Linked DNA regions of Mus musculus: all the other regions are linked to region 1. A link is a loop called in an ENCODE intact Hi-C map of the cell type or tissue named here. Cell type or tissue: left cerebral cortex. All regions are shown on one strand. Each heading gives the region's core, and the rest is flanking DNA. Links, peaks and the distances in the headings are about the cores only. Region 1 has its middle 12 kb from the start of Gm27162. Region 2 overlaps Ets1 (E26 avian leukemia oncogene 1, 5' domain). Region 3 has its middle 18 kb from the start of Gm3331. Region 4 has its middle 7.0 kb from the start of Gm32171. Region 5 overlaps Ets1 (E26 avian leukemia oncogene 1, 5' domain).

Region 1 (6,405 bases), core at 862-5,861:
CACCCGTAGCCTGGCCAGAGCCGAGGTAGGATTTTTCTGTAGTTTCTGCCCTTGCCTGTTCGGGGAGTATCTTAGGGACTGTGAAGTATATCAGCAGGGCATGCCACATGGGAAAACCCCATTTCCAGCATCTACCGGTGCTTTCTGTTCCTGTCTACAGGAAGGAGATGTCTTTGTAAATGTACAGGATGGGACACTGGCGTGTAGTCCAGTTGGCTGATTAGCACATGCTGTAGAGGAATAGCCACAGGTGGTCTCTTCTGTGTTTTCCATCAGGCCCACACTTCACCTCTTACCTACACAGTGCACACGAGTGGAAGTGCTGATTCTAGAAGAGCCCGGCCCTCATTCAGAGGTGATTTCCAAGGGAAGTGCTTAGGAATCTTCTTTTCCCCACTCAGAGTCTGGCAGAGCCAGTTTCCTTGAATCCTGGGGTATTGTGGGTGTTGCAGACCAAAACACTTAACAACAGCCCATGCTGCTCTCAACTGCAGCCCTTCCTCCCCAAATTCCTTCAGTTCCTCAGTTCCCAGCAAGCTTTCTTCTGTGATGCAGTGTGCTTCCCTGCCTCAGTGATGCAGTGTGCTTCCCTGCCTCAGTGATGCAGTGTGCTTCCCTGCCTCAGTGACATCCCAGGGTTCTCTGTGAGTGCAGGCTCTTCTTCTCCTACACAGTCACACCCTCTGAGTTTGCACACTTGATGGAGAAGTTCCAGATAACTTCAGGCTGTGACTGCAGGATTAAAAGTTCTCTGGACCTGGTGCTCTTGACCCTGCCTAAAGACATGTGGTGCTGGGTTGAACAGAAAAGCTACATTTGCTTGACTGCTTCAAGTAGTTGACATTCCCAGGCTCACAAAGCCAGGAGCCCTCATTTATAACTGATTTGCCATCTTGAAGATGTACTATATTCAGTGATCAGAGCTCACACTGGAAAGCACTTGCAGGGGCTTATACTGGCCTGTACTGTGGAGATGTGGGAGAGACAGTAGGTGTTATGGACTAGTTCAGTTTCACATGTAGAAGAGGGTATGAAGCAGATGTGATTTCTAACTTGGTTCCTTCTTCAAAAACTTTACATAGATGTGTGTGTGTGTGTGTGTGTGTGTGTGTGTGTGTGTGTACGTACTTAACATTCATTTCTACTCCAGTGATGACCCTTCCTATATCATAGTTTAGAGATGCATTGTCTATCTCTGATTGACCTTCATAAATTTTTGCCTTGCCCTGCACACACCATTATCCTACATCATTAAAAAAAAGTCTCAAATTGTATTGTTATTTCCTTCAGGTGACTTATGTCCTTCAAACAGGTATATTGTCCCTGAAGATAGAAGCTTCCAGAATGCTCTCATCCTGTGCTGGCAGAATTCATGTTAAGTGTGCCATCTTTATATAAGAGCCACATGGGAGAATCGCATGGTCTGAAGTTCAGATTCAGTTCAGAGTTACAACAAGGCATATTTTTTAAAAAGTCATTGAAAGGGGAGAGTCCCAGATTAGTTGCAAGTAAGTTGGGTATCATGGGCCCGATCTTTGCCTCAGACCTACATGATAATGTAGGAACATTTTCAACTTTCTCCTTCTCATTTGGCCTCGTCTTTCTCTTCAAAAACCTAAAGACCAAAGGTACCGGAAGCCTTGATTGTCAGAGTTCAAAGCCCTCGATAAACATTTGACATTTGGAAATGTGTCTCCCTCCCCTCCCTCTGTACCCTCATCTTGCTTGCATTGGCACCAGCCTTAGAGATAACCATATCAGGCAGAATAAATGAGACTTGTTTCCTTCTAAAATGTCTTCCTCCTGCACGATACAGCTAAGCACCTCGGGCTTGCTTGTATTTGCAATTAGACTTCTCTCTTCTGACTTTTAGGTCAGAAGATAGAAAAATTCAAAAATTTCTGGAGAGAGACAGAAACCATGGAACTTTTAAACCAAAAAGGGACTGATAGATTATTTTCTCTGATAGTCTTGTTTGATGATGGTGGTGGTGGTGAGTGTGATTGGAAAAGTTCACTACATTGTTTGCAGTCAGTTACTGAGCTGGTACCAAACCTCAGAAGATGTATATAGACAAGACTGACATTCCTAGCATAAAGGCTTGCTCAGGCTACATTCATTTTTAGCAATAATTCTGAAAGTTCAGACAGTGGGCTCTCCCAGAATCTACACGGACCAAATTCTCTCATGAATTGATCAAGGAAATAGACCAGGCTTGTCCTCCGATATCTTTCTTGGGAGGTTTGCTAGAGGACGGAATAGCTCTGGGTCTAACCTAGAGTCTGTGTTTCAGGCAACGAGTTGGGCTTCTTGAGTTTTGTGTAACTGCCCTGTACCCAAGACTTAAATGCTAAAGTTGAACCTCCCTCCACATCCTCCTCCAGGCTTCAAGATGTTGAGGAACATTAAGCTGGTGACAGAAGAAAGCTGGAGACAAGGCTAGGTCCCTGCTTTGTACAGGTTAGGGATATCCAAAAAAGAATGCTCAAAATACTTCCCACCCCCATACACACATACCCCAAAGGGACAGAACACTAGAGAAGTTCTTTGCTTTTGGTCTTAAGGGGATTTTTTAGAGCAAATACAAACAAAAATGAAAGTGGCTCAAAAATAAGTGGTAATATTCTCCTAGGAATTACAAATGTGACCAGAGACGGAAGAGAGAAAATGGATAGAGTTCCCAAACTTGGATTTATCTGTCTCCTCCCATCTTGGACCATATCTGGCATTCTCTCTAACTCCCATGCCTCGCTTGAAACACTAAATGGTTGGAAGACCAGCGGAGGTGTGTAAAACCTCGTTCATCTGCCATGACATCATTTAGAGGCTGCTTCTACTGGACCCTTCGCAGAGGTGTAGTGCTCTGTGTGGTTTGTGTGCGGTGGGGCAGTGGGGGCAATCTTGGAATCACAGCCACCTGATACATGGTGTTCACTTCTGGGGCTCCCAGCTCCCAGCCCCCAGCCAATACTTTGCTTCCTCAAGGACTAGTGAGAATAGCCTATTTAAACCCCAATACACACTCTCAGTCTAGGGCACGACCCCTTTTGCTGCTCTTGGCTAGCTCTGTAGTCCCACCCTCAGCCTGCAGGGTCCTGCCGAAGCCGAACCGTGCACTTCCGGGTCCCACACTCCACTTGCGTGCTTCCCAGCCCACTAGAGAGATTTTTCAGAAAACTATTTTTAGAAATAGTAACCTCAGAGTAAGCAAGGCACGGCACTCCAGATTGGGCGTTTTTCTGGGGCAGTTGAGCTAAGGAGCATTCGTTTAAAGAGAAAGGTGTAACAGCCGCCCTTGCTGTTCAACCCCGGAGATCATTTCAGATTCCTGGGTTTGACTCCCTCTAGCGTCGCGATTGAGAAGACATGTCTAAATCCAGGCTTGGGAGACTGGTTGGGAACCAGGACAAAAAGTGTTTTTCTTCGCTTTGTTCCTAAATTCCTCTCTGCTCTCCGCTCTCTCTTTTGTGACAGAGTTCCCAGCATGGGAAGAAAATGAAGATTAAGTATTAGTTTAAGAATAGTAAAACAATTTATTTGCATCTTTTTTTTCTTATTCCGGGAAGGATCAGCGATTAAACAGAAGTTTATCTCAAGAATGAGGCTATAATGTAACTTCTGGATATCTCTGTTTACATTAAGTCTAGTCCCTGAAGAGAATCTGCATGCGCACTGTTAGGGAACACTGTGTACTGTGCATCTTGTCTCAGAATTAGGGTCAGCAATTCTGCTGCTTTTGGAGAGGACAAATTCCGAGGAGGGGCTTGTGGGCACAGTGGCGAGCAGCATGAGACTTTGCAAACGTAAGAGACACAGCCACATACTGCTAGCAGCTCAGAGCAGTGTGTCTGTCTTTGCAAGTTGAAATCATTGGCTGTTTTATCATATTTCCTTATGAATTTGATGAGCCTGCTTCAAGAAGGAAACTGGAGAAAAAAAATGCAAATTAACTTTTCTAGACCGAGTGCCCTGAGATTTCGCTGACGGAAAGGAACCCTGATTGAAGGGATCTTCAGTGGTCAGGAGGGCTCAGTCCTCCAGTTATCTGGTTTGGTTATAAATGACTGGATTTCTTCTATAACCTGGCTGTGGCTTACTAACGTCTGAGCTACAGAGTAAACCAAAGTGACTGTGGGTGATAAGAGGGGAAACGTGTGTGGTGCACACTGAAGACATGCTCATACCTCCCGGGCTGTTTTGAGTCAGACTTTGTGAATTATGGAACAGCAGTCATTCATTCAACAGAAAGCATTCCATTCACAAACACTGCAGCTAAGCTCACAATGGTTCATTATGAGGTCTTTTGCTGAAGGGCTGCTTGCCTTGCCAGGGTAACAGTCTCTTCTTTGACTGTCTTTCTGTTCTCATTTACCATTTTCACATATTTCTCTTCAGAACTTATCTGATGTCTAGCAACCCCTGGTGGGGAGTCTGGAATGCTCACCCCCCCCAACCCCACCTACTCAGCCTGTATACATCAAATGATTTAATTCTTGAAGGTGGACCATTCTAGTGCTGATTTTCCAGGATGTATAGGCTTGTTTGCCTTGGCAGCCACAGAAAACAAAGGCATGGGTGGTGGGCTGGGAAGATGGCTAAGTATGTAAAGTGCCTGTCTTACATGCTCATGACCCAAGAAAACAGAACCGATAAACAAACAAACAAACAAACAAATGGGTGCATGCTATGTACAATGAAGAAAGACTCTGAACTATGGCTCTGAAGATGGTTTTAAGTGTGAAGAAAGTATGAATGAAAGACGGTGAGGATCGAAGTTTTAGGACGTCAGGTTGCAGTATGGGTGGCGAATGTCTTCCTTGTTCAATATGCCAGAGGCTCTCATAGGTGAGGGCGGGGCAGTAGTTGAGGAGAAAACAAAACTATTGAGCTGAAGTTGCAAGGAACTGAATTGCTTTTCTTTTCTTTTCTGTCCTTTTTTTTTTTTTTAAAAAGGTTTTCATTGGGTCTTTGTGAGTTTCCCATCATGCACTCCAGTTCTGCTCATCTCCCTCTTCCCTCATATCCGCCATTCACCCTGCAACCCTCCCCCCCCCAATAAAAACAAAACAAAACAAAACAAAGCATAGAAAAGACCCCATTGCGGAAGCTGCAGTGTGTCACAGTGTGTCCCACAGTATATTTCTCTGTCCATACATCTTCACTTGCAAATGTCCATTGCAGTGAGTCATTGGTCGGGTTTGAAATCTCTGGCTTCTGTGACACCATCAGAATTGGATCCTTACCTGTCCTCCACTCCATTACCCTGTTGTTGCCCTGGATCATGGGGGATACTGCAGCCTTGGATTAGCAGGACAGGCCCTTTTATGCATTCCAACCTTTTGCAGATGATAGAGATTTTGTTGGACCAACTCAGAGCCTTGTGTCTGGGCCTAGGAGGTAGCTGAGCTCTCCCTTATGTGAATCACCAGGGTGAGCTCTCTAGCACTGCTCTGGTTCCACCACCCAATGCCACCATCTTCAGGAGACAGGGTCAGCTCTCCCGCTCTCCTGCCCTCAGGCCCAACTCTCTTGACTGCCTCAGGTAGAGAAGAGCAATGGGGCTGAGGGCTTCCCCTACTACCCTCTACCACAGGCCACTTCACATCTAGTGAGTGGGAAGGCCAACTCTCCCATGTTCTCGCCCTTGGAACCAGCACATCCAACATCCTTCCACTAGGGCCTGCTCTACTGTGCTTCCTGAGTGAGGCACAGGACTGGCTTTCTCCAGTGCTGCAGCTTGTGAGGGGCAGGGCTAGCTCTCTCATGCTCATGACCCTGTGGGCAGCTTTCCAAACTGCTGAAGATGATGAAGAGTAGGGGGTTTGGGGGATTATCTCTGAGCCTATGCCAGTCCATGACAGACAAGTGGTAGGATCAGCTCTCTCACCTACACTCACGCCCTTGGGGCTAGCTCACCCACACCATTGCTACCAGGGCCAGAATCTCTGTACTGTACAGGTGAGGTGCAGGACCAACTCTCCTGAGTGCTACCATGATGGGGCCAGGTCTTCAGAGTGCCACAGGGGAAGGGCCAATTCTGCACAGCCCCTGGGCACCCACATGGTCCCTGGTAGCTGCCTCAACCAGGGATATCTCCATGTTCTCTAGTGGTAATATAAGTCACAAATAGAGACTCGGACCCCTGCCACTGTGTAGCCACAGACCCAGATATGGCCCTCAGTGACACCTAGGGATGGGACCCCATAATGACCCCAGGTGGCAGGGCTGGCCACTCTCTCTTCTTAATGCTCTAGCTGCTTCATGTCTTTCTTTAAGACATCTATCCACTACATAGTCACTCATTGTGGTGGCTCCTGTTGGAGGTTGGCCACATGGGTGGTGGGACCCTGGGTGGCATCCTCCAAAAAGTTGGTGTCTATAGTTTGCTTGTTCTGTGAGCAGAAG
Region 2 (6,405 bases), core at 724-5,723, 180 kb before region 1:
TGATGCAGCCAGCCCGAGCTTCTGTCTCATCATTGGCAGAGCCCAAAGTGTGTACACTTTCTGGGACAAACTGATGTATATATAAGTTCCTGGTACAGAGTTGGTCCTGCCCTCTGTCTAGTCCCTGGCTCTGTGCATCTGGAAAGATGCATCCACTCTGATCGTTTTCCATCCTTTCATCCCAGAGTGTTGAATAAATGGTTGGTATATGAACGAAGAGATCTCTCTTCTGGCAGACATGAGAACGTGTCTCTACCCTGGTCCAGAAAGGATGCTTCCTACTGGTGGAAGCAGAGGTGCCAGCGCTCTCCTCCCATCCTCTCCCTTCTGCCCAGTTCTGTGCTTTCATTTTAAGGATGCCTGCTTATAATGTGGGCCAGAGGGATGTCTGCCCCACGGCTCTTCCTTTTCCTTCAAGACCAAGTGTTTTAACTGTATTCCAGAGGAGTTCAGAGTCACTGTTTGAACAAGTAAATGGAACTCAACACTTGGACACTTGAAATTAGAAGTTCTATTGCAGTCACATGTATGGGATAGGGACATTGTCCTATTGAGAGGAATACTCTGGGCTCAGAAAGACAGCACATATTCTCGCTTACATGTAGACACTGAATTGCTGATTCCACAGACACAGAGGATAAAAGAGTGACGTATCTGAGCATGGCCAGGAGGAGGCTAAGGGGTTGGGGAGACCCTGGTTAATGAGCCCAAGAATGCAGGTACAGGAATTGGCAACTCTGGAATCTCTGTGGTACTGTAGGGTGCCTACAGAACATTAGCAGGTATTTCAGAATCGCTAATGTGGGTTATTTTGCATGGTCCCCAGAAAGTAATGGGAAATGCCTGTGATTGAAGACATGCCATTTAGCCTGGTCTGATCACGACACAATGCACAGCTGTATTAAAATGTTGCATTGTTCTGCCTACATCTTTTGAAATAATCTCAGAATGTCCATGGCTCCTAACTATACATTCAATGTATAGTTATTATAAACAATTCAAAATATTTTTTAAAAAAGGAAATGAAGGAATAAGTCAGACATATGCACACACACACACACACACACACACACACACACACACACACACACACACACACATGATGTTTGTTTGACCACCATGATGGATGTGAAGACTTGTATAGACACTTGTATTTAATTTTATTTTTATTACAGGTGGCCAGGAGATGGGGAAAGAGGAAAAACAAACCTAAGATGAATTATGAGAAACTGAGCCGTGGCCTTCGCTACTATTATGACAAAAATATCATCCACAAGACGGCGGGCAAGCGCTACGTATACCGCTTTGTGTGCGACCTGCAGAGCCTGCTGGGATACACCCCTGAAGAGCTGCACGCCATGCTGGATGTAAAGCCGGATGCTGACTAGTCATGGACAGACGCGCAGAAGGAAGGGGCTGGGGGAACCCTGCTGAGACCTTTCAAAGAGCAACCCTGTTGGTTGGACTCTTCATTTTTAATTGTTATTCAATGTTTTATTTTCCAGAACTCATTTTTCACATTCAGGGGTGGGAGCTGAGGGAGCGCCGCTGTATTCCATTGGCCATTGGTGGGCCGGAAAGAGGAGGTCAGGACCTGCGGGGTGGGCGGGGCAATAGCTCCTGAGCAGACTTTCAGAAGGGAGAGGTCTTCTCAGAAGCCTGTTGGACCTGGCTTGCAGAGGAAAAAAAAACTTAAGTGTCCGTTTTTTTTTTTTTTTTTTTTAAATCAAAGAAAAAAAAATTCATCTTGAGTTGTGGATCTACTAGTGGGAGGAATGATCACATTGAGATGAAAGAGATTGATGAAAGCCAGTCAGTTTTGTGGGTGGGCTGAAAACAGTTTCTTCAGGGGATTACTAAACTCAAGAATTATTAACCTTTCTACTTTTTGAAACAATGATGGACTTTGATTGAAGGGGTCCAAAACTGTTTTTATGTTGAAGTTTATTTTATTAAATTTTGTGCCAGTATTTTTTTTTCCTTAAAAAAATATCGTCTTAAGCTCTAAGGTGGTCTCAGTATTGCAGTATTGTGAGTTTGTTGTTATTTGCTGGCTGAGGACTCTTGTCACAGTGAAAGACAACTGTTTATATAGACCCCATTGGAAAAATCCCAGTTCTGTACTGAGATCAGAGACCCCAAACTCTTACAGCTAAAGGAAACGAATGCTGATCTGGGGACAGGGGGACTGTGCGTGTGACTTCCACCTGCGGTTTGTAAAAACTGTTTTCCTTTGATTCACTGTCAGGCTTTGGACTTAGTGTTAGTTACGGGGCGTTAAGTCTCTGCACTGAATGTATTCTGCAGCTCTTCTATGGAATCGTCGGCATCATAGCACAGTTCAAGTCTTGGAAACGAAATCCAAGGAGCAGGATTAACCTGGGTTTTGGTTAAACCGCTACCCGAAACATGGAAGACTCAGAATAAAAGCCGTTTGCATGGGCATTACCCCGAGGGTCTTAAGGCCTCAATGCATGCCATTCCAAACTAACATTCTCAGTTCTCCTCTACTTTGTCTTATGTTCCCCCCGGCATCCCTCATTGCTGCCCCTCCCTCATCACTGATCAGTGAAAGTGGAGTGTAATGCATCCTGACACGTGACTGAAAGTGTAGTTTCAGCCATCACAACACAAATCCAAGAGTCCAGACTTGCTAGGGCTCGGAGGCCACGGCAGTGGAGAGGGTATTTCAGTAGCATGTGACTCGGCCTCCTTTGAAGACTTGGTGCTCGTCAGGTAGGATTTCAGGTGAGACTGCTTGCCGGGAAGTGGCAGGGAGCACTGGCACTTGACCTGTTACCACCTCAGCAGAGGGCAAGCCCAGGTCAACTGCGGTGAGAGGGAGACGGAGAAAATACAAGGGAAGGCGCTTAGGTAAGGAAAATAAGGTGGCCCGAGACAGTTAGATAGATGTTTAGTTTCCTCCAAGTTTAAACTCAGACTTAATTGAGGCAGCCATCATCCTGCCTGATGGGAGAGGAGACCTGAAAATAAGCCATTGTGGGTTAAAAAAAAAAGTAAGGAGACATGCCTGGGATCATTAGAATCCCTTCCACTGTATAGCTGCCTAGTTAAGACAGTGACAGTGACATCCCTGAGAGAAGAGAGGCAATTGGCTGAGGTGGGCCTCTCCAGGCTCACCCTTCGGGGTTTGTAGCTCCCTGGTATCATCTTCCAGGAGAGTTGATGGCTGACTCCCACATTCCCTTGAAGACTCTGAATTACTAAGACTATAACTCTTGTCCGTGGGTGTTCTGTACTGACTGAGTGGAGCATCCCCACAAGGAAGCAAAGGCCAAACATTCCAGCTATATATTTTGATCTTACAAATGCAGGTGCCTTAATGAAGCTCTCAAAATATTTAGGAGCTGCTCAGGGAGTGTTAGGTGGGATCATTTGGATTATGCTGTTTTCTCTTATGTTATGTGATCTTTGTTGGGCACTGACAGTGTGAGTGTGTGTGTGTGTGTGTGTGTACATTTGTATAAAGTTGCAGCTGAAATAGTACTGAATTTTCTACTTAGAGTCTGTTCACATTTCCATAATGGTGAATGAAAGAGTACAGCCGGGGCTGGTATTGTTGTTTGCTCTTTGCAACAGGGCTTAAAAAAATCACTTCCCCAAGTCTTCACCCTTCTCCATATTGGGTTCCTGCTGGGAATGCCCCTCCTGAGAGCCTACCACCTGCAGTCCCCTAGCAGAGAAGACATAAGAAAGTGTCTCCCACACTCCTCAGCGTGCTGACTTGCCTGCCTTGATGCCCTTTCTCCCTAGGTCCACCACTTTTCAGGATTTGTAGATAGTATATTAGTCAGACAGCTTTGTTGTCCATCTGGCCAGATGCTTTCCCCCATCTCCTCCGAAGGCCAGAGACCATCCCAGGAAGAGTGGCGGGTGGTTTATACACTGGAAATGTAGCAGCATTGCTGCATTGATGCTCTTTTAAAACACGTTCACTTCACAGGAAGGATGAACAGATCTGACCTAGCTGGGCGACTCCATCATTTTCCCAGAGAAATGCTTTAACCTGTGTGGCTGGCTTTGGGCTCAGAGGCGGGGCTAAGGATGCTCCCTGCGGAGAGCTCTGATGGTGTGGCCATGGAGACCTTGTAAGCATTCAGGATCAGAGATGCTCTTCCTCACTTTGGAGACCAGCACTCTGGGTTTTAAAGCATTAACCTTCATGGTGAAATCACACCTTCTCTCTCCTAGCCATGCTGTGCATGCGGCCTTCTCTGTTGGGGTCTATATAAACCTGTTGAACTCTTACGTACATTCCAAAGACGTTTCAAGGAACCACAAGTATATGTATACAAATACATATATGAAGTATATATGTTAAAGTGAATTTATCTCTATCAGGAATACTGCCTCAGTTATTGAATTTTTTTTAAGGATACTTTTTTTTTTAAAGCTGAGAATTATTGAGGTGAAAAAGATGTTATATTGTGTTTGACTTTTTCCAACTTGTATTTTCATATAATTTATATTTTTTAAATGCTGAAAATTTAAAAGCAAGATTTAAAAAGGAAAAGCAGGTGCTTTTTAAAAATCAGAACTGAGGTAGCTTAGAGATGTAGCGATGTAAGTGTCTTAAATGTTTTTTGTTTTTTTTTTAAAAACAAATGCAAAAAATTCTTATGGGGGAGTTTTTGGTTTGTTTCATTTAAGTAGCTGATGCTGGCACATCATTTTGCTGGAAAATTTTTTATATACTGTAGGCTGATTTCATATTGTATTTTAAACTGTGTGAAATTAAAGAAACAAAGAAATTCATTCATAATGAGGTGGCTCTGGCTTGATTCTTTCCTGTCTACGTCGTGGGAGAATTAGGAGAAATCAATCAACCAGAGAAAAGCACAGAAGAAATACAGGGCAGTTCTCCAGATCCTGCGGCTTAGGGTCATTCTAGATAAAGGTTGCCTAATAAAGGGTTAGAGGTATAGGGACACAGGATTCCTGTCCCAGTGATTCCCTGCATTGTTTGTTTCCACCTGTGCTGTTGCCCCCACCTTCCTTGTCAAACATCACTGTTCATGTCTGAAGGACCAAGAACCATGTGAAGAAAAAAACTGACGACTCAACGGGTAGTCACTGATGGAGTCCAGCTAGGTCCAGTTCCTGATGTTCATATAGACAGACCATGATGTTTGGTTTCTTCTGAAGAAAGCTGTGCTCTTTGGCAGTTAGAACTCATCACATCCATCTCTTTGGCCTCAACTTTTCCACTGGGGCTAGGCACGAAGAAGGATACTATCTGTTAGAACCACTCCAGCCTATGTCATGAATAGAATACATACTTCCAAGTGTTTTGGGACAGGAATGCTTAGGGCTGCATTCTGTATGCGGGTTTTTTTTTTCTAGTTGAAACTGTAGAAGGTGGATGTTTTTAATTAACACCAACATTTGCAACATGAATCCCAACTCACAGCTGGAAAGAGAATTTTTGCTGAATTGTTCACAAAGAGAACTGTGTTTTTGGAAAATCTGTTTCTTCAGCCCTGGAACTTGAGGTTTGCTGAGCACACTTTAAACACGGACTGTGTGGTCTAGTGGTCAGAGCCCAGCTGGCCAGGAGAGTGGCTTTGGTCTTGGGTATCTGGTAAAGCCACCACTACTCCTGGACAGATTTTTTTTGTTGTCGAGGTGAGGTCCTCAGATTTTGTCCTTCTCAGCTGCAAACCTGGGCAAAGCCCCTACTCCCAAGCCAACCAGAAGCCACATCTGAGATCCTCTAACCCTGCATAAACTATTCAAATGGGTTGCAGCTTCAGTCAAAGCTTTGGACAAAAACTGATCCAAGTTGACGTTATCTCTCAGGATATCTGACTACACGGAGACCACAGTAAACAGCACAAGGCACATGTGAGTGAAGTCAGCTTAGTCCCTTCTCTCTGCATCCAGAAGCCACAGATCCAGTGGGTTATTTTCAGGCAGTTGGGCTTTGGTGCTCTCTTAATGACACCAATAAGCCACTGTATGGAAGCCATTGTGGAGGGAAAGGCAGTAATATAGCAACCATTGCAGGAGTTGAGAAGGATGGGTGGGGTAAGGTAAGAGCTACTATTGACAGGAGTCACTTAAGAGAAGGTGGGCATGCACAGACTTCACATGCTTTCAGAAGGTAACAAGTAAGATGTGCCAAGTGGTTTGAATCCTTGTAGCCATGAAATTATATCCAATTCCCCAAACTTCTGACCATGCTTCCATCTCTGAGCTGATAAGCGGATACGTGCGGATCAGTTTTCTGTAGCTATCAGAACATAACTGAGGTAAGTAGCAGAGAAAAGCATTTTCTTTGGCACAGAGTTTTGGAGCCCAAAGTCCAAACTTAGTGGCCCTATGTATATGACCTCTGTTGAGGACCTGATGGTGGGGGCATGGTGTTGGGTGGGTGTAGACAGA
Region 3 (6,405 bases), core at 571-5,570, 180 kb before region 1:
AGGAAGGAAACAACACAGCCCAACCCCAACCCCATCCCTAACAATTGAGAGCCTGTCTCTCTTCCAAGCTACATTTTAGGTCAGTCTTGTTCCATAATTTCTGACTTCCCTGTCAATAGAAGATTCACAAAGTCGCAATACACAAAGAAATGTGGTCCTTTAATTGGAGACATATACACACATCTGTATGTATTTTGTATATGAGTATTATTTGCATCTTAAGTAGATAAGATGATAGACAATGACGGGTGTTTGGAGTGGCAGATATGTGTGCATGTATCTGCTTTCTCCAAAGCCAAGTTTTCAGAACAGTAAAGTATATCCGTGCCCTGGTGCCCAAGGAATTTAAAGCCCCTTTTATGCCCCATCACAGAGCCCTGGAGGAGGGTTCGAGTGTGCCACCGGCATGATACTGGCAGCACATGTTCATTGCTTTAGGAACCTGTGTGTTTAGCCTACTTGAAATTCCACATCAGAACTCTGACTACAGATTCCAAAGAGTCTTCCCTCTGCTGCTGTATGTGATGATCCAAATCCTGAAGCCCAGACAACAAAGACAAGAATTAAAAACAAGGGGGAACACATAACTGAGGGAATCTGGGAGCATTCCAGTTTCCTCAAATCATTCTGTCTGGGTCTTGCTGGCAGCTCCTTTCTCCTCTATATTGAGTTGAAAGGTCTCTTTGGGAAACACAACAGTGTTTCAGGGGTGTCCAATCTACAATTTCATCACAACCATTTTGTCTACAAATGTCATGGTCAATCCTGTTATAAAGAAACCAAACAAACAAAAATCAAATTACAAAATAATCACCCCCAATCTTACAATGTTTTAAACTTATAATTTTTGGAATGGGACACCTTCATAGTTATTGTATAGTACATTTGGACTGTGGACAGTAGGTTAGACACTCCTAGAAGAGTGATAGCCAAGAGTCAAAATGTCAGAAGTCTGATTCTACAGTTTTAGAATCCAAATCACCTTAAGTTGACATTATACAATCCCTTCAGCTAGGCAGTCATGATTTCACAGGGCAGTGGAGGGTACATGACTTGTGTCCTCCAACTATCATCCATTGGTGACAGAACTGGTACAAGAATGCGAATCCTATTTTACTCCAAGTCCTCCCACATTCTTCTTCTCTACTTGGATTATTCTCATCCAATTTCCAGGTAATGCACCCGGCTTAAGCTCATTTCTAGAGGATTCGCTGTTAGTCCTCATTATTATTTGTATTAGCTGTGATGGATTCAATACCCTGCTAAATGCTGAGGTCACCTAAGGAATGGATGAGAATCCCTCTCCAGTGAGATTGACACTGGCTTGATACCAAGAACAAGAACCTGAAGAGGTCTGTGGTCTGAATGGGTGAGGATGAAGCCAGCCAGGTGGGAATGGGAGAGGTTGAGGTACAGAGAAAACGTGCAACCTGCGAGAGAAACCATAACTCAGAAGGACAGAGCAGAAGCTGCAGAAGCAGAGGCTGGGGTGGGGTCACAAGAGATGGGCGGGAGGTGACCCTGTATGGTGGGCCCTGTGAAGCACAAGGTAGAGTCTTGGCACTCTTCCTACTGACTTAGCCACAGCTCCTGCGTTGTGCTTAGAAAGGTCACCCTGTCTCTACATGGCAGATCAGAGGGGACAGGTTGGAGGAAGGAGAGGAGTTGGAACCCGAGTTAGCTCATCTGAAGAGAGGTGGGCACAACCAGAAAGCCACTGAGGTTGTGGGATGCATGCCCTGGTGATGGGCACCAAGGTAGGACTCTATCCCTGCAAGGTGGACTCTACTTAAAGACACCAGTATCATCCTTCTCCTTGGGTACCAGTATCATCAGGATAAGGATTTTAGATCTGTAAAGAACAGTAGAGGTAAGGTCCAGTCTTATCATCACATCCTAAGAGTTAAGGCAATTTCAGTCACATTGCTTGACTGGCTTAAAAATCACGCTGTCAGTCTAACAAAGGTTAAAAACTTGAATCTTTAAGTGTACCCAATAAAGAATCAATCCAGAATGGACTGTTTCTTCTCACCATAAGGGCACTATAAACCCTCACCAGCCCTGGTGCCTCCTCTACCCAGGCTGTAATTGGAAGAATAGGAGAAGGCTGATATTCCTCTCTCAGCTTCAGTTTCTGCTCCTCCAGCCATACAGAGAGCTGCCCAGCTATGTTTGGCAAGTGAACCCGAGCACATTCCCAGAATCCCTCTTGGGGCATAAGGAAGAGCAGGAGTCTGTTGTATCTTCCCTCCAAAAGGATCCTCCATCTCTGTACATAGCCTCGCAGTGCACCTTCTGAGCTAATAGCCTACTGCTTTTAAAGACTCTGTACTATTCTAGTCCCTGGCGATTTCTCCTTTCTGTCCCATCTATTCTGTTTATTCTCCATCTTGCCTTTTTTCTCCTAGTGTCTTGCATCTTGCAATTTTAGAGAAGCAAATTGAGAAATGAAAGCAAGAAGACATTGCATTGAAGGGTCAGCACTCTGAGGATGCACCACTTGGTTTTAAGTCCAGGCCATGTCTTTTGTGAGCTGTGTGAGCAGACACGCTGTTTACATTCTCTGTACCCCTCTTTCTTCATCTATGAGATAGGAATAATGATAAAGACCTCACCGGGGTGATATGGTGGTTGCCAGCTGGATGTAGACCTACAAGGAAGAGAGTTAATGTATAAGAAGGCATGCTTAAGAAGCCCTTTCTCCCTTTAGAGAGCCATGTTTTCCCCAGACTTACAGGATGTGGACTCTAGAATGCCTTTTTGTGGAAGAAGAGGGTCTGACTTCTCTGAACAGGCCTTGGGTATGGCCACAGGCACCCAGGCCATCGGCGGGTCACCGCAGCTGCAGGTGGGCAGAGCAGCTCCCAGTGTGTGCCTGCCAACTCTGGGACTCAGCACTTTCCACTACTGCTGGCTCTGTTTGTTTTCTTCCCTAGGCTCCTCCCGCCCAGCCAGGCCTTCTGAATGAAGTCCAACAGCAACGTTGGGCAGCCCAAAGTCTTCTCCCACTATGGCACAGGGCTCCAAGGCCTCTGCTGGCCTCCTGCTGTTGGCAGGCAGAGGGAACGGGGTAGCTGGCCCACTGCGAAGGCTTATACACAAAGTGCCATTGTATGGCACTGGGCTGTGGGAGACAAATGAAAGGGATTTCAAAATCAATGGCGAGTTATTTTTATCTGCGGAAGGGCTGAAATGCTTTTCTTTTACATCTTGGAAAACAAACTTTAAGGGCTCATTATGCTCCAAGGAGTGTTTTCATTTATCCTGGTACACAAGAATCTAGAAGGATGGTTTCAGAAAGACCTGGGCTCAAAAGGATTGAAGCCCCAAGACCCAAGCTGGAGATCTGTCATCTCTGCATGGGGACCACCCAGTCTCTGCATAGTGTGGTCTGGATCCTTCAAGTCTTGCTTCTCGTCCAGAACTCAGATCACACCGTGGTCCTCTTGAGGGTGTGCCTTTCTGTTCTCATCTCTTTCCCTCTGTCACTCCAAGTCTTGCCCATGGTGCCCTGTGTCCGAGTAGGGTCTCTCTCTGGAATAACACACCTATCCTGTAGGTCAGGGTCACCAAAGGAGGAGGTGTTCAATCCAGCCATCATGGAGGAAACCAGTAAAACATCTATGTGAATTCATGTTTAATGTAACACTAGAAAAGGCCCTTTCTTGACTCATACTGAAAATACACATCACTTCTCCCTCAGCCTGTCTGTCTGGATCATTTGCATATATACAAAGTATCCTGAGGGAAAGAGGGAATCATGAGTGTGGGGGCTGGGGGGCCTATGCTGGTGCTCTTGTTTCTCTGTTCAGCCTATTGCAATGTTCTTAGGTTTCTAGAGACACAATGAGTAGATTTACAAACCAGGTGAGTTAGCTTTACCCCGATAGTCTTCAGGAAATGGGCACATCGCTTACGTGTCTCCAGCAATGAGAGCACAGATTACAGACACTATGCACAATTCAGACACAAGAAGATGAGGAAAATCTCTAGTGTCTTCTTTTCTGCCCCTGAAACAAATTGTCGTCAATGTACTGAAAGTAAAATTGACAATGACTTAATTACATTGATAAGATTTAGACAAAACCCTAAGTACCAGAACTTTCCTATATGTGATTCATACCTGGTGTAGTCAGTGTTTTATTGCTGGGAAGAACATCTATGACCATGGCAACTCTTATAAAGGAAATAGTTTAATTGAGGCTGGCTTATAGTTTCAGAGATATAATCTGCTGTCATAACAATGGGAAGCATGGTGGCTTACATGCACACATGGTACTAGAGAAGTAGCAACAAGCTCTCTACCTGAATCTGAAGGCACCAGGGAGAGCAAGACACTGGGACTGGCTTGAGCATTTGGAACTGCCTACCACCAGTGACACATTTCTTCCAACAAGACCACACCTCCTAATACCTCTCAAGTAGTGCTACTTCCTGATAACCAAGCACTCACATCTATGAGCCCATGGGGGCATTCTTTTTAATACCGCTACAGTATCCATTGTCACTACTGATGATTTAGGCTCTAGAGTATGTGTTGAGAATGTTATCTGATAATGATTGGCACATGTAAATTATAAATAAATAATAATATATGTGCATTGAAGAAGGCTCTTAAAGAGACTTATCAAAGGGGAAATATTGTCAGAGACATTTGGAGATGACTATTGACAGTTATGGTAATCAGTCTTGATTGACAGCCTGATTGGATTGATAGGTGCCTAGATTAGTAAGCACGACTCTTGGTATGTCTGTGCTGGGGGTTGGGAGGTAGTCAGATTGCTTTCAGTATGGTTGAGAAAGATTAGAGCATAGGTGCATATTCCCCCCCTCTCTCCCCCTCTCCCTCCCTCTCCCCCTTCCCCAGCTCTCTCTCTCTCTCTCCCCTCCCCCTCCCCCAGCTCTCTCTCTCTCTCTCTCTCTCTCTCTCTCTCTCCCCCCTAGCTGCTATGATGTGAACTGTTCTGTCACATTCCCCCACTCTGATGGGCTGAAAACCTCAAAAACCATGAGCCAAAATATATCTTACCTTGCATGTACTGTTTTGCCAAAAATGTTTCGTCATAACAATGAAAAGTAATTACTGTTTTTTGAAAAAAAAATTTGACTGTGAGTTCAAATGGTGTCCAACCCAGGGTTCAGGCTGCTGGGCGAGGCGGGACATAGGAAGTTTGACTCCATGCACCCCCACACCACGGAAGGCTCAGAGCACTGCTCTGGGGGGTGCGGAGGCTCAGAAAAAGAGAGAGGGAGAGGGAGGAAGAGGGAGAGGGAGACCTTCCAGGAGACTTCCTAACATGTTTGTGAAAGTGGTTACACTCTGGTTTTAGTTCAGACTTCAGCTCAAGACAACCTTCCTCTACCTGCCCCTCCCCTCCTCTTCTTCCCTTCCCCATTCATTTTTCTTCCCCTTTCCTTCCTTCCTCCATTTCTTATAAAAAGGCCCCCACATGTATGAGGTTGGGCTGAGGTGAGAATAGCCGTTGCTTCTTTGATTCCTTTCCTTGGCTTCATTCCACACACCATGAAACAAGTTGAGGATGATGTTTCCACCTAAGAGCAAGAACCACAGCCCCCATCCCTACCGCATCTTGTCCATACTCTTGCTCACATGGGGATTTGTCTTCTTCGATAAAGGGCATACACTAACTGAGAGGACCAGCGTACACACAGGTGTTGGGTAGAGCAGGGTGGACAGTTAGTTACTCACGGAATCCTTCATTTTAAATCGAGCTGTAAAGGCAAGTCTTAATTTTAGTGACACGCTCCCCTTTCAGGTGGCCCTGGGGTTGCTCTTTTGGGATCCCGAGAAACTTTCCAAGCTACAGGATAGTAAAGTAAATTCGCGAGGAGAGAGAAGACAATTCAGCTTTCTATTGTACCAGGAACATCCCTAAAATGGATGTTAGAGAGGATTCATCCGCACAGAAGCAGCCTCCAGGAAAGGCGACTCTGAGCTGCTGCAGCTGGAGGATATGATCTGAAGTTACTTCAGGGAAGCAGTTCTAGCCCATTGTTCTATGGGTGACCCCCCCCCCCTTCCCAAAGACCCACAGTCTTTGCCAGACAGGTGACCAACCTCTGAATAAGGCTTGCCCGAACTAGAGGAGCTGATAGAGGCAAGATGTTCACTCCATTCTGTAGCCTGACCTCCTTGACTCTGGACTCACACATTGTTACCATATCTGAGGACAAAGTTACCCTTGTTTTTACAACCTGCCTCCAGGGTGTAAGCAAGTAACTGCACATTCACTCCTTACGTTACTTCAGTTGCTGTGCAGGAGCCCCGTTCTTTGTCTGAGCCTCTTTTCTTGCCTCATAGCAGTCTTCCTTGAGGTTCAGATGAACTCTGTGTGGCCCATGCATGGCGCAGGTATTAGGACTCTCTGCCTGTTTAAAGAACGA
Region 4 (6,405 bases), core at 976-5,975, 310 kb after region 1:
ATACAGTTCTTGTTAACTTGTAGGTGCTGAAAAAAATGTTTTGTATAGATTTATAAATAATCAGAAATATATTCATGGTGATTTCCCCATTTTTTCTTAGTTCAACCCATTCTTCTGGTTTTCTTATTAAAATTACAACTCTACTGTTTGTTAGCAAATAAACCATACATCCTCCAGCAATGGGGAGGGGAAAGGATTTTTCTTTAGTATTTCAGTTCAAGCAGAGTATCTCTCCTCCATCCCAGAACAAAGAAACTTTCCCACAGGGAGGGGTGGAAAGAAGAGCTGTCTATAAGAATTCATCATTTCTAAAATACTTAGATGTATATGTATATATGTATGGACTATGGATATGTAGATAATTGAATATATTTGCAGTAGGTGAATATACAAGTTTATGTGTATATGAATACGTGTGCAGATACTTGCAGTTCTGTCCATCAGAAAATGTTGAAGGACATCCTAGGGAGTAAAAATACTTGGCATCAAGATCTTGCTCTCTCAATCTAAAAGCAAACAGATCCTCAGTACAATGGCTGATGGTTACCGTTAGATGATCCAAAATTGCTTATGACAGGAAGTATGAAGTTGGTTAAAAGCATAAGGAGAGGATTTGCCACATGGAGGTGGCAGCCATCCTGAAAATGTTTCCATTGGCTAAATCTGGGACTGTGAGCATCATAGTTAATCAGTACAGTAGTGAGCCAGAGACCATCAAAAATTCATAAAGTCTAGAGTCCATATAGATAATAAATAAACAAATAAATAAAGGAGGTGAGGATGCTTGGTGCTGACTGGAGGAAAGCTGGGATAGAACACCATTATCTGTAACCATTACAGTAAAGACTGACTACAGTGAAAACAGGGATCATAGATCTTGGGAATAACTTTGACAAAGAGCCAAATAGCACTTAGTTTAATTCCCTCCTACACATTGCTTATTGCAACAGGAACAAAGTTGCAATTACACACTGGAGAAGTTAGGTATCAGAAACAGGTGATCAAAATCATCTTTCATCAGTAGGAAGCAGTTGGTATGTCTCCAGGTGAATTCAGCATCATCTACGATGTCTTCAGGGTGGCAATGAATAGTCTCTGTGTTTATGTATGAATCTATGTGCACATAGACCATAATGAAAAATGTTTTCCTTTTAAAAAGAGGCTAAGTGGTATTCTTCAAATATGTCCATTTACATAGAACTACAAAATAGATTAGAGTTGCTGTAGATTAGATATGGTTCCAGGGACACAGACTGGAAATATCATTAATGGACTCCAGACTACATCTTATTCTGGAAGAAAACAAGTACTATTGATGACAACATTGAGCCATGGGACAATTGTGATATGGGTGTCAGATTACAGAATATAGGCATGTTGATGTTACTGTGAACACAGGCAATAGCACTGCAGCTAATGACAGAACATTGTGATCAAGAAAATGTATACCACCATATTTAGAAGTGAAGTGCCATGGTGTATATAATTTATACTCAAGTCTTTTCATTTAAAAAATGTGATAGTATGTTGATGGATTTAGAACCAATTATAAAGTGTATTGGGTCAAATGTCAACAAGAGTCTATGGAAAAGGTTTATGGGTAATTTTGCACTGTGACTTTTCTTCATTTTCTGTTAAATTTAAAATAATCTACAGCTACAAAGTCTAACTTTTTTTAAAATGCACACTGTATTAGGTAGCATTCTACAAACCCAATAGAGTGTCTACCTCTTCTGCTGCATATCTCTGCTATATTAACACCATATCATCAACTGCCACTTCCTTTTGCCCTGGGCAGGTTGACTTCCAAAGCATGAGAAATACAAGTAAGAGACCGCTAACAAAGACTTGGAAGCATGGTAACTTCGTAGGACAAGCAGGAAGTGTGGCTCAGTGGTAGAGTGTATGCTTAGCATGTGTGGGGTCCTAGGTTCAATCCATAGCATCAGAATAAAAAAAAAAAAAGACTCAAAAGACAGCATGCTACTCCTTTCTCCAGCCATCTCGGTTGATGGAGGCTATTCTTAAGGACTGTTAGGCTTGAGCCTGCCACCACAGAGCTCCAGACCTTATATCTCTTTGTGCTCTGAATCACAGCACACCACCCTCATGAAACCACTCCAAACTTCCCTCCTGTTGTGTAAGTCAGCTTGTTCATCACAGCCCATTTCCTTTCCTACCAGCCCATTGAAGCCATTTTATCTTCTTTACCATGTCTGCTACTCTACTAGTTTGTTTTCTATTGCTGTGATAAGACACCACCATCAGGGATAACTATAAAGAAAGAGTTTAACTGGTTTACAGTTCCAGAAGGTCAGAGTCCATGATGGCAGAGAGAAGGCTGAGCAACACCTGGGTGCCTCACATCTTTATCCACAAGCAGGAGACAGACAGGGCACTGGGGATGGCTAGGACCATTTGAAACTTCAAAACCTACCTCATACAACACACCTCTTCCAACGAGGCCACCCCTTCTAGTACTTCCCTCAAAGTTACACCATCTGTCAGCCATATGTTTAAATTTATGAGCCTATGGAGGCCACTCTCATTCAAACTGCCACAGATTGCTGACATTTCTACCAGAGACAGATGAGGAGATAACACTGATTGTTTAGCATATATCCCCAACCTCCAAATGTCGTCATTAATAGGATTCCCATCTCCCAGGTGATGAACTCAGGATTTTGATACAATTTGATGCCAAGGCTCTTTAATCATCTATTTGAGCCTAGGCTAATGGCTTTCACAATGGCTGGTTTCAACCTTCAGGGAAGGTGAGCAGAAGAAGCAAGCACTATGTCCCGAAGGAGATACCACCATAGGACAAGTGCAGCTCAGGTGCTTCAAAGATCTGCTCCCTGGACTTTAATTAGCAATCATTGGGATGTCAAAAGTAGCATGGGAAGAATTCTGCTGCCATCTGGTGGCCACATTGGACTATGACCCTCACTCAAAGGACCAAGTTGCTTCTTAGTAAAATCAAAAAACATGAAAATGTCATTCAGAGGTTGAGCATTCATTTCATTTTCATATCATATTTGAAGGCAGAGGCTTTTCAATCCCAAGCCAAATTACAATTACTTCCGGAAATTGGCTTGCAGCTCAGTGCCAAGGCTCTCTTCTTCCAAGGCCTACTGGAGCAACCTTTTTCCTTTCATTTTGTTGTTTGGATTCACATTACTGAAAAGTTTATAATATTTTAAAACATTATTTTAAGTACTTACCCTTCATAATATTCTGATGGAGTAATTAGGTATTGGTATTTTATAAATGGACAAGACTGTGGCATGAAGTCTTTGGCTGTCAGCCCCCCAAAGGCATGCCTAGGGATCCAGCCAGGTCAGCCAGGATAGCAGCTTGAGGATCCTCAGTTATCATTTCCCCTCCTCATTTAAATCCAACCTTCAGGCTTGTAGTCCCAGCTCTGTAGCAGGTGCTGCTCTCTCTTCCATCTCTGTCCCCATTCTCAGGTGACTAAACAGATTCTGCTAGTATATCTTGCTTTGCTTTCTCTTGTAGACCCCCCTTCAGCCAATCTCCATCCATAAATGTCACTTCTCAATATCAAGAAACATATTCTACTGGAGCTGCACTCCCCCATGACTACAACTGTGAGAAATAAAACCATTTCAGTAAGGTAGAGTCACCTAAGGCTTATGTGACTCCCCTAGCTCTTGGCCAGACTCCTGACTTGGAACATGTGCCATACTTCTCACATAAAAGAGATGTGACCTGTGGTCATGTAGTCCCAAAACAGAGTTCTCCATGCTAATGAGGTACCTAGAGACCCAGAGGGCTTAGCCAATAAGTTTCCCTTTCCAGCCATTCCTCCCTGCAAAATGTATTTAATCTCAGGCCCAACCTGAGAAGAGAGAGAGGAGGGTATGCTTTTACGAATCCATTTTCCACCATGACAATAAATTGTTTAGAGCAATGGGCTGTCTCTTTTCATCAAGATATGCCATGGAGAGCCATGAAGAAGGTCTTCAGAGATGCAGTCTAATCTCCTCTAGAAACCCTTTCTGAGCTCTCTGAAACAACTACCACCAAGCCTGCATCCACCAAGATAAGGACAATTACCTTTGAGACAAGCTGGAATTCCCTTTGTCCCCCAGCCCCGAGCTAGACAATGTTCCCAGCCTACCTGCCCCCACTCTATTCTCTGCTCTGGACTCTTGGCACTGCCTGGATGGCCAAGAGTCTGTGAAACACATAGCCCTGGCCTCTTCACAGGCCCAGGGACCCCTAAACCAGCTCCAGTTTTCCGATGTCTCAGACTATGCTTTCCCAACCCTGGAGTGGTGCCCTGGAGCTTCCCTACAGCCCAGCACCCACCCCAGCAGCAGCATGGGATAAGCACAGACAAACTCCCCATTTTCTGTGTCCCCAAGTGGCTATGCCCAGTGACAGAGTGGTCTCTGGCCAAGAACCCTACACACATCTGGTAGGATCTTAGACCAGGTAATCCACAGTCACCACACCTTCCTAAGAACCAGAGAAGGCAATAGAAACCAAGGACTAGAACATCCCCCAACAAACACAAAATCAGATATTAACACCTAGAATTATAAGCATCCCAAAGCCAGATGCCTAGACACCAGTGCAAAAGCACAATTAGTAACAGTCAGCACAGTGTGTCTCCAATAAAGCCCAGCAACCTTGTTACAGCAGGCACTGAGCAATGTAATTAGCTGAAACGCAGACAAGGACCTTGAATTCGTCTTTATGACTATCTTAGAAGTCCTTAAAGAGGAAATGAGTAAATGCATTAAAGAAACACGTGAAAGCACAGACAGGGAAAAGGGGGAAACTTTCAGACTTGCAAGAGGAAAGAGAGTCAATCAAGAAAACCCAAACTGAGGGCAACCTGGAGATGAAAACTCTTGCGCGCGCCCAACTAGCCAGGAAGAACGACGCTGCAACAGGATCCTTCTGCCCACGTTTATTCAGTCCTGTTTCTTCTTTCTCTATATCTCCCTTGTTTGTATCTCCCCCGAACCCTGGACCTCTCACTCTTTTATACTCTCAGTTCCCATCCACGCACAGCAGGCCACGCCACCTCACCAGGCACGCAGCTTCAGCTAATCAGGGCAGCAGGGGCATATCTCCATCAAAATGGATTCACCAGTATCCTGGTACACCTGCGCAGCTCTCACGATGTTTGTGGCTTATATGAGGAAGTCAGGTGCAAATCATACGACTTAGCTGCAGTCCCTGGCACCTTTGGGACTGCCACCACACCTGCTCCTCACAGAAAACTTTAGGAATTGGGATAGAAGACTGAGAGCAAGCTTCACCAACAGAGTACAAGCAACAGAAAAGAAAATCTCTGTCACTGAAGACAAGGTAGTGAAGAAGTGGATACCTTGGCCAAAGAAAATGCTAAACTAGGAGAGAGGGAGAGAGAGAGAGAGAGAGAGGGAGAGAGAGAGAGAGAGAGAGAGAGAGAGGAGGGAGAGGGAGAGGGAGAGGGAGAGGGAGAGGGAGAGGGAGAGGGAGAGGGAGAGGGAGAGGGAGAGAGAGAGAGAGAGAGAGAGAGAGAGAGAGAGAGAGAGAGGAGGGAGAGGGAGAGGGAGAGAGCCTTGTTAGAGGTACAAAATATTTTCAATAAAATCATAGAGGAAAATGTACTCCAACTTGAAGAATCAGGTGCCTACCAAGGTACAAGAAGCATAGAGAATATCAAATAGGCTGGACCAGAAAAACCATTTCCCATGACACATAATAATCAAAACACTAGAAATAGAACAAAGTTAATATATTAAAAGCTACAAGAGAAAAAGACCAATATGATATAAAGGCAGACCCATTAAAATAATACCCATTAAAATTATTAATAATACTCAGTGAAGACTCTAAAGGCCAGAACTTCCTGGATAGATGTTTTATAGATTTTAATGGACCACAGTATTCCAGCTACTATACCCAACAAAACTTTCAATCACAATAGGTGGAGTAAGACATTCCCCATAAAACCAAAATTAAACAGTATTTGTCTATAAATTCAGTCCTACAGAAGGTTCTAGAAAGAAAAATTCAACTTGAAGTGCTAACCATACCCAGAAAGTAAGGAATAAATAATATCAGATCAGAAAATCAAAAGAAAGGGGAAGACCCACACCACAACTAAATAATAACAATCAGCAAAATAAGCAATCCTGATTGAGGATAACTTTCAACACCAACACTCTCAACTCCCCAATGATAAAACATAGACTGACAGAAATGGACCCATTTGTTAGCTGTGTGCAAGAAACACACCTTAACATCAAGGATAGACATAACCTCAGGGTAAAAGGACAGAAAAAGATATTCCAAACAAACAGACTCAAGACGCAAGCCAGTGTAACCATTTTCGTATCTGTCAACATAGATTTCAAGCCAAAACTAATCTGAAGAGAAGCA
Region 5 (6,405 bases), core at 481-5,480, 270 kb before region 1:
CTGACTGGAGTCGGGCAAAGCTTGACTCTATCTTGGTCCTATTGGGAATCAGAAATCAGAAGCCAGAGAGCCCACTCCAAAAGGAGACAACATGACTAAAGTTCAGCCGTAGCCGCCAGCTGTCCACATGTGACCTCAGCCTCTTTGTTAGGGCCATCATGACTGCTCATAGCATGTATCAGAAAACACAATACTCTGCTCCCCTTCCAGAGCACCATCATTTTTTTTTTCCATTCCAGGTAGTATGTTTTTCAAAGGCAGCGATAGATTTGGTCTTGATTCATCCCAATTTTTAACAGTGGCATTTTGATCAATATACACTCGTGTCATACACAGGATCCTGCCGCTTCGCAATGTCTTGGAAAAGAATTCAGAGATGGTCCAGGAGTAAGGAAGCCGGGATCTTAAAGGAGGTCACCGAGGTTTATAGGAGATCGTCCTCACTGTGTGACCTTGGGCAACTTGATGATGATTCTTTAGCTTGGTCTACAGGCAGTGGCAGTAGCAGCAGTAGCCCAAAGAGGAGGAGGAGGAGGAGGAGGAGGAGGAGGAGGAGGAGGAGGAGGAGGAGGAGGAGGAGGAGGAGGAGGACTTAGAGATGTAAGATTTAACTCTTGCTTTGGACTCATTAAACTAGAAACGCCAGAATCTGCTGAGGCACAGGCTTTAAAGCCCTACTCCAAGGTTAGGCTGAGGAATTCTTTTGATTTTTTTTTCTAATACATTTCCAGGAGCTGCCCCTGTTATGGCTGCTGGAAACCCAGAAGTCACACTCTGAGAATCACTCAGTTCCTATCTGTGAAGCTTGAAGCATGCCGGCATACAGTAAACATGATGTGCATGTCTGCTGTTGTAAATCATTGACTCATTGTTCTGTGAAGCACATTTTAGAAATCCAAAAATGTCTAAGGGTTGAGTCAGAAAGCGACCCACTGATTGGTTGAACTCATTTGACCTCCAGTGGCACATGGTGGGTCCTAAAGACAGATGGGGAAAGAGAAGACATAGTCCTTGCCTGCATGCAACTTTTTAAAAAATTGTGTATGGGGGGTGGTACATGTTTTCTGATAGAGCAAATGGTTCCCATATGAAATACTGCACTTATGTATGACACAGGCTTGGCAATATCAGGGGGTGACTTCGGATTTCACTATTTAACATTTCTAAAACAAATTTACTAATAAAATGGCGGAATTGAAGAATGTCTTTCCCAAATAAACTTTAGAAGTTCATGTGGGAGACATGTTGAGAGGCCAGGTTCATGGTCTCTCCTGGGGCTTTGTCATCTGGCCCAGCGGCTGGGAGGGATCAAACCTGGGCAGTGTTTGGAAAGGGCATTGACAGGCAGGCAGGTGGGATGTTTCAGCAGGAAAGCAAGAGTCTCCAGTTTGGCTTTTCAAGTGTTGAGAGTGTTGAAGACATGCCAGCAAGACTTCAAGAGAGACTCACCTGGCCTGGAATGTTTATGCTCACAGCAGGTTTGTTCTTTCAGCTGACTGTGTCTGATGGCCACAGGGCTTAAAACCAGCGCTTCAAACTCCATCTGCTGCACATTTCTGTTCTGTCTCAGGACACATTTTTCTTTTTCTAGGACACTCTTTTTTTTTTTTAGAGGTTCTTTGTTCTTCAAAACAATTCTAAGCCCCTGAGTCTGTGAGTACCACTGATGACATTGGATATTACAATATTGGACTAATCTGTCCCAGATAGAATGCTCGGCTCTTTCTGCCAGAGAAGGCTATGGTAGCCTATAGTGAGGTACATGAGGAGCCTTTCAGGGGCCCCCATTCTCAACATTTTATTGGATGTTCTTGATTTTCCAACTCAATGTGGCACAGTCTAAACTTTGACAAGGCAGTTCCTTACAACTAATTTGTTTTTATTGTTGTTGTTGTTGTTATTACTATTATTTAAGTATTTACTTATTTTTCAGACAGTCTCTATGTAGCCCTGACTGGTCTGGAAAAGGCTATGTAGCCTAATAGGAGAGAATTGTCTTTCTGTAAATAGGGTCTGACCACTAAGGGAGATGGGCAGCTTGGGTTCCTCTGATCCTGGTTTGGCAGCTGTGCTATCTCAGAAAGAGCTAGCTATAGTCTTGTCTCAAAGTTCATCTTTCCCAAAAGACCAGGTCTAACTGCCCTTCTTGGGTCCCTAGAGGAAGGTGTCCAGGGACGATCTTTTCACACACCTTCCCCATCACATCTCTGAGGGGCTTTAAGTACATACTGGAATAAAAGGTCATAGGTGAGGCTAGCCCCAAATCCACTCACTGCTCCTCCATGTTTGTTTGCATTTACTCTGTGGGTTTTTGTTTTTTGTTTTGTTTTTTATATCAAGGTATCTGTGTGCCTGAGCCTTCCTCTGCAAGGGAAAGTGGATTCCTGGCCAGCTGTGGGTGGCTGGTTCCTATTGGCCAGGGTTTACTGCCTCCTCTCTTAGACTCCCACCTTCTGCCTCCTTGAAACCTTTGAATGTGTGGTCCTTAACATTCAGATTCTTTGTGTGAGGGTATGACTCTAAATAGAACTGGGTCTAGTTCAAGGGTTTAAATTGGTTTGGTAGAGAGAGCAAGAACACAGCATCATGTCCTGGAGTTTTTAATACATTTCTTGGGTTTCTAATCTTCAACAGACAGGTCCTTAACCTTATTTTTGAGTTCTTATGCTGGTTTCATAATTTAAGACATGAAAGGCCTTGGTCAATGGACAATAAATGCCACCCTTCCTATGAACCATAGTTCAACGATGAAGTTAAAGGAGCCAGAGAAAGAAGGTGTCTGACTCTGACCTAAAAAGCTTTGACTACTTTCTCATTGCCCAAGGCACATCCTACCCTCAGGCTCTCTCTTTCCTCCTTTTTTTCCACCCCCGCCCCCCCCCCCGTGCCCTCTCCTTCTCCTCTTTTTCTATCATATATAACACATATATTACATCTGCCAACATTGTCCCCACTATAACTCGTTTCACCAGTAAAAAGAGAGGGGTACCTGAGAAGAAGTACCCAGGGCATTCTGGGATTGGGGCTCACTGGAGCTATGCTAAGGAAAAGTCAGGACTTTGGCTGGCTGTGTGTGAGAGAATGAATCCTTTCCTCGGTGCTGGGAAAGGAAGGAGACCCAGGTGCAGAAAGAGCGTCTCATCTCAGCAGGGCGAGCAGAGTGACAATTAGCATGCAAGCCTTCTGTTGGCCTGACCACCTGATAGATAAATTCCTTGTTTCTCAAAAAAGCCAAGGAAGTAACAGCATTGCACTGGAACTCTCAGGGGGCTCTGGAGGGGCGGGGGAGTTCTCTTAACTTCTTCAAACCGCAAATATTTAGTCCGAGTTGGGAAAAGGTCCCCGGGGCACCAAGTTCTTATTGGATTCTAGCAGTTTGACCCCTCTTCTGGAACAGGGGCGGGGGCGGGGTGGCCACTGCTGGCTGGCGTCGCCTGCTCGTCTCCTCTCAGCTCCCGCGGGCCGGCTGCTAGCGGGCGCTGCGGATCTCTGTGAATGGAAATGGTCGGGTGGGTGGATGATGTGAGAGGGCTGGGGCTGATCTGAGTTGAGAGGGGGTGTGAGAGCCGAGGGGGTGGGGACGGCCGGGCAGGGACAGCCTGTGGTGCTCACGTCTGGCCGGGAGAGACTCTTGGCCTCCAGATGTTCAGTGTGTTTATAGCTGCCAGAGCAAGAGACCAGCTCCCTCGTTAAGAAGTTGCTTTCTTGAGCTGCAGCTTCTGCAGCTGGAGGCTGCGCCCTCCCTTCCCCCAGGCTGGTCCCTCACCCCGACCCCGCCTTCCTCCTCTGCAATCCTCCCAAAATACACGAGCACACAAAAAGAAAAACACCAGCAGATTTTTTATTTCAGAGAGTAAACACTTGGGCCGTGGGGGTCTGGAGGTTATGGGAAAAGAGGAAACCATCCAGCTAATCAGGCAGCACACACTTCCCCCGCTGAAATAAAACAGAAATCTTTGCTCCGCAGGGCTGCCGGGTTAACCCCGGCACTGCCAGCCAAGCAGCGCCCCAGCGGCCCGCCCCGAAGTGGGGTATCCAGGCCCCACCTTGGGCAGCTGCCACTGCTGACTCTGGGAGGGGAGAGGCCTGGCCTGCCTGACCTGCCTGCTGTCCCCTTGGTTTGTGGTGGCACATCTGCTTAAGAAACAGATGAGATTCTGAACTTAGATTTAGATTGCAAGAGGCTAATGGGAGTTCTAGATAGGTGGGGTGTAAGCAAGGGCACCACTCCCTGCCAGGAGAGTCCTTGCTGTTAGGAAAGCCAGCTTGTTTGCCTGCTGTCCCTCCCTCCCTCTCTCCTTGTCTCCCTTCTCCTACCTTCTCTCCATCCCTGCCCCCCCCTCCACCTCAGTTCTCTCCTTCTAGTTCTTTCCCTACTAAGGGCCTTCAGAGTCTATATCCCTTCATTTGCCCCCTAGCTGCCTGTCCAGAGACCATAAATATCCTGTGGGGCAAAAGTCAGGGGTCAAACAGGAGGCCTAATTGCACTATGGGAGAGATCACCTCTCCCTGGGCAGCCTTTGGCCCTCAGAACTCGCCCCTGTGCATAGCCTCTGCCTTTCAGTTCAGACCCTGCCCTATCTCACTGTCTGGAGGGCTGGCTCTCTCTTCTCTGCATCACTGTGGTTTTTTGTTTGTTTGTTTTTTGTTTTTTAATATGGATGGGCTTCCTATTCCTGAGCATCCTATTAAGCCTTACCTATGGCCTTTGAAGACTCTTGCTTCTTAATAAAACAGATTTCCACAAACTCTATTCACCCTTTCAGGTGGCATTTAAACCTCAGCCTCCAAAGCAAGCAAACTGCTTTGCAAGTTGGAATTCCTTTCTTGAAGACCTTGTCAAGAGGTAGTGGGAAAGCAGAAACACCAGTGATTTAAACAGCGATAGAACCAGGTCCTAACTGCCTGTGTCTTTTATTGGGTCTCCTGCTTGTACATCACCAACCCTGAAGACCTTCTACCAAGTCTTAAATCTGCTAATTGTCACAGATTTTCTTCTTCTTCTTCTTCTTCTTCTTCTTCTTCTTCTTCTTCTTCTTCTTCTTCTTCTTCTTCTTCTTCTTCTTCTTCTTCTTCTTCTTCTTCCTCCTCCTCCTCCTCCTCTTCTTCTTTTCTTCTTCTTCTTCTTCTTCTTCTTCTTCTTCTTCTTCTTCTTCTTCTTCTTCTTCTTCTTCTTCTTCTTCTTCTTCGTCAGAAATGATCTTGCCAAAAATAATACATACAAGAATTTTGCTTTCCCCTGCTTCTCAGCATGATCTGGGACTCCAGAGAAGTTAGGATCTCCTACAGTAAGGGGAAAGGTTCCATTGTGCCCCGCAGAAGCAGATAGGGAGAGCACACCAGCATATCTTGTTTAACAGCAATGAATTCACTGTTGTCAACTTCCTTCCTCCAAATCCCTTTCCACTGCTGTGGCTGATCCCCAGAGACTGTATTTAAATCTGGAAGTTGTTTCCATCCCATTGTCTTGGAGATAAGAATCACGGCCTGGCTCAATGTCCAGACACATCTTTCTGCTTTATTTTATGCTACTCAGGATATATCTTGAGTCGGCTTTTCTACCCTCTAGTGGGTTCACCACCCTCACCTTATACAGTGGGACAAAGTGTGGTGACTGTCATGTCTGGATCACTTTGTCAGAACATATAGTGTAACAGTGTCAGGAGATCTGTTGGGTGTGACAGTCCCAGCCAACTGCCTCTGTCCAGGCACCATCCTCTGGAGTCCCAGCCCTCATGTCTGATCTCTGGCTTTTCTTGAAGTGGCTGACCAGGCTCTCTTGCTAAAGTTCACTTAGACAACTGGTAGTTTGCAGACCTCTCCATTCTAGAGAGAGATTACCCTACATGAACTCTGGATTACCCTACATGAACTCTGGATTACTACTTGGGCCTGCTAATTGTTGTTTTAGTGTATGTATCTTTCATTGGTATGTTAGATAGACATTCTAGTGGAACAAGACTTAGGGCTGGTTGATGACCCTAGGCCAAATACTGGAGTTTTATTATGAAAGTGGACAGCTGCATCTGGAATCAGATATGCCTGTGGACTGTCCTAGAGAGCCCAAGGGAGGTTAGAGAGAGCAAAAAAAAGATGCTTCATCACTTTGAACAGACCTGGTGTATCAGGCCTTTCATCATTCCCTTTTTAACTGAAAATTCTGACTTTAAATTTCCCGAACAACAAAACCAACAGAGCCGGTTTGAGTCTTGTCTTTTGACACCGTTTCAGAGTGTCCAGGCAGTTTCCTGGGCATATTTGCTTCTTGATTAAAAGTATCAGATATGACAATACCTTGTTCTTCTCTGGTGACATGAGTGTCTGAATGATCGTATTCCAGAGCTGTGTGAGAGGGCGTTGATGTTATTTACGCCTCCCGGGGGTTGAGGCTCATCCATGTATGGC

What was found. Peaks named below come from ENCODE experiments on the same cell type or tissue, not always from the same donor. Only the 100,000 strongest peaks of a DNase experiment are listed, where the experiment ranks them.
Region 2: it touches region 1 in a loop (2.0-fold over the local background); 10 of 42 quality-filtered maps call a loop at or near these places.
Region 3: a loop joins it to region 1, with 2.3 times the contacts of the local background. A loop is called at or near these places in 8 of 42 quality-filtered maps.
Region 4: a loop joins it to region 1, with 9 times the contacts of the local background. A loop is called at or near these places in 14 of 42 quality-filtered maps.
Region 5: a loop joins it to region 1, with 2.6 times the contacts of the local background. A loop is called at or near these places in 8 of 42 quality-filtered maps.

The regions. Positions count from the first base shown.
Region 1 is chr9:32,937,408-32,943,812 of GRCm38, forward strand. No RefSeq gene overlaps it. Among named protein-coding and RNA genes, the nearest start is that of Gm27162, 12 kb to the left of the region's middle. In left cerebral cortex, for the core only: CTCF peaks have their summits at 3,333 and 4,418 (motif pointing left); DNase peaks (open chromatin) are centred at 3,332 and 4,246; H3K4me3 peaks cover 725 bases; H3K27ac peaks cover 604 bases.
Region 2 is chr9:32,753,038-32,759,442 of GRCm38, forward strand. It overlaps Ets1 (E26 avian leukemia oncogene 1, 5' domain), which reads left to right. Exons shown (of 10, transcript NM_001372534.1): 10 at 1,176-4,783. The coding sequence ends at 1,388. Among named protein-coding and RNA genes, the nearest start is that of Gm3331, 27 kb to the right of the region's middle. In left cerebral cortex, for the core only: no CTCF peak of the experiment used is centred there; a DNase peak (open chromatin) is centred at 3,195.
Region 3 is chr9:32,761,569-32,767,973 of GRCm38, forward strand. No RefSeq gene overlaps it. Among named protein-coding and RNA genes, the nearest start is that of Gm3331, 18 kb to the right of the region's middle. In left cerebral cortex, for the core only: a CTCF peak has its summit at 3,041; a DNase peak (open chromatin) is centred at 3,023.
Region 4 is chr9:33,244,225-33,250,629 of GRCm38, forward strand. No RefSeq gene overlaps it. Among named protein-coding and RNA genes, the nearest start is that of Gm32171, 7.0 kb to the right of the region's middle. In left cerebral cortex, for the core only: a CTCF peak has its summit at 2,924 (motif pointing left); a DNase peak (open chromatin) is centred at 2,914.
Region 5 is chr9:32,668,724-32,675,128 of GRCm38, forward strand. The region is part of intron 3 of Ets1 (E26 avian leukemia oncogene 1, 5' domain); the gene reads left to right. Among named protein-coding and RNA genes, the nearest start is that of Ets1, 36 kb to the left of the region's middle. In left cerebral cortex, for the core only: no CTCF peak of the experiment used is centred there; DNase peaks (open chromatin) are centred at 3,551 and 3,698; H3K4me3 peaks cover 596 bases; H3K27ac peaks cover 1,108 bases.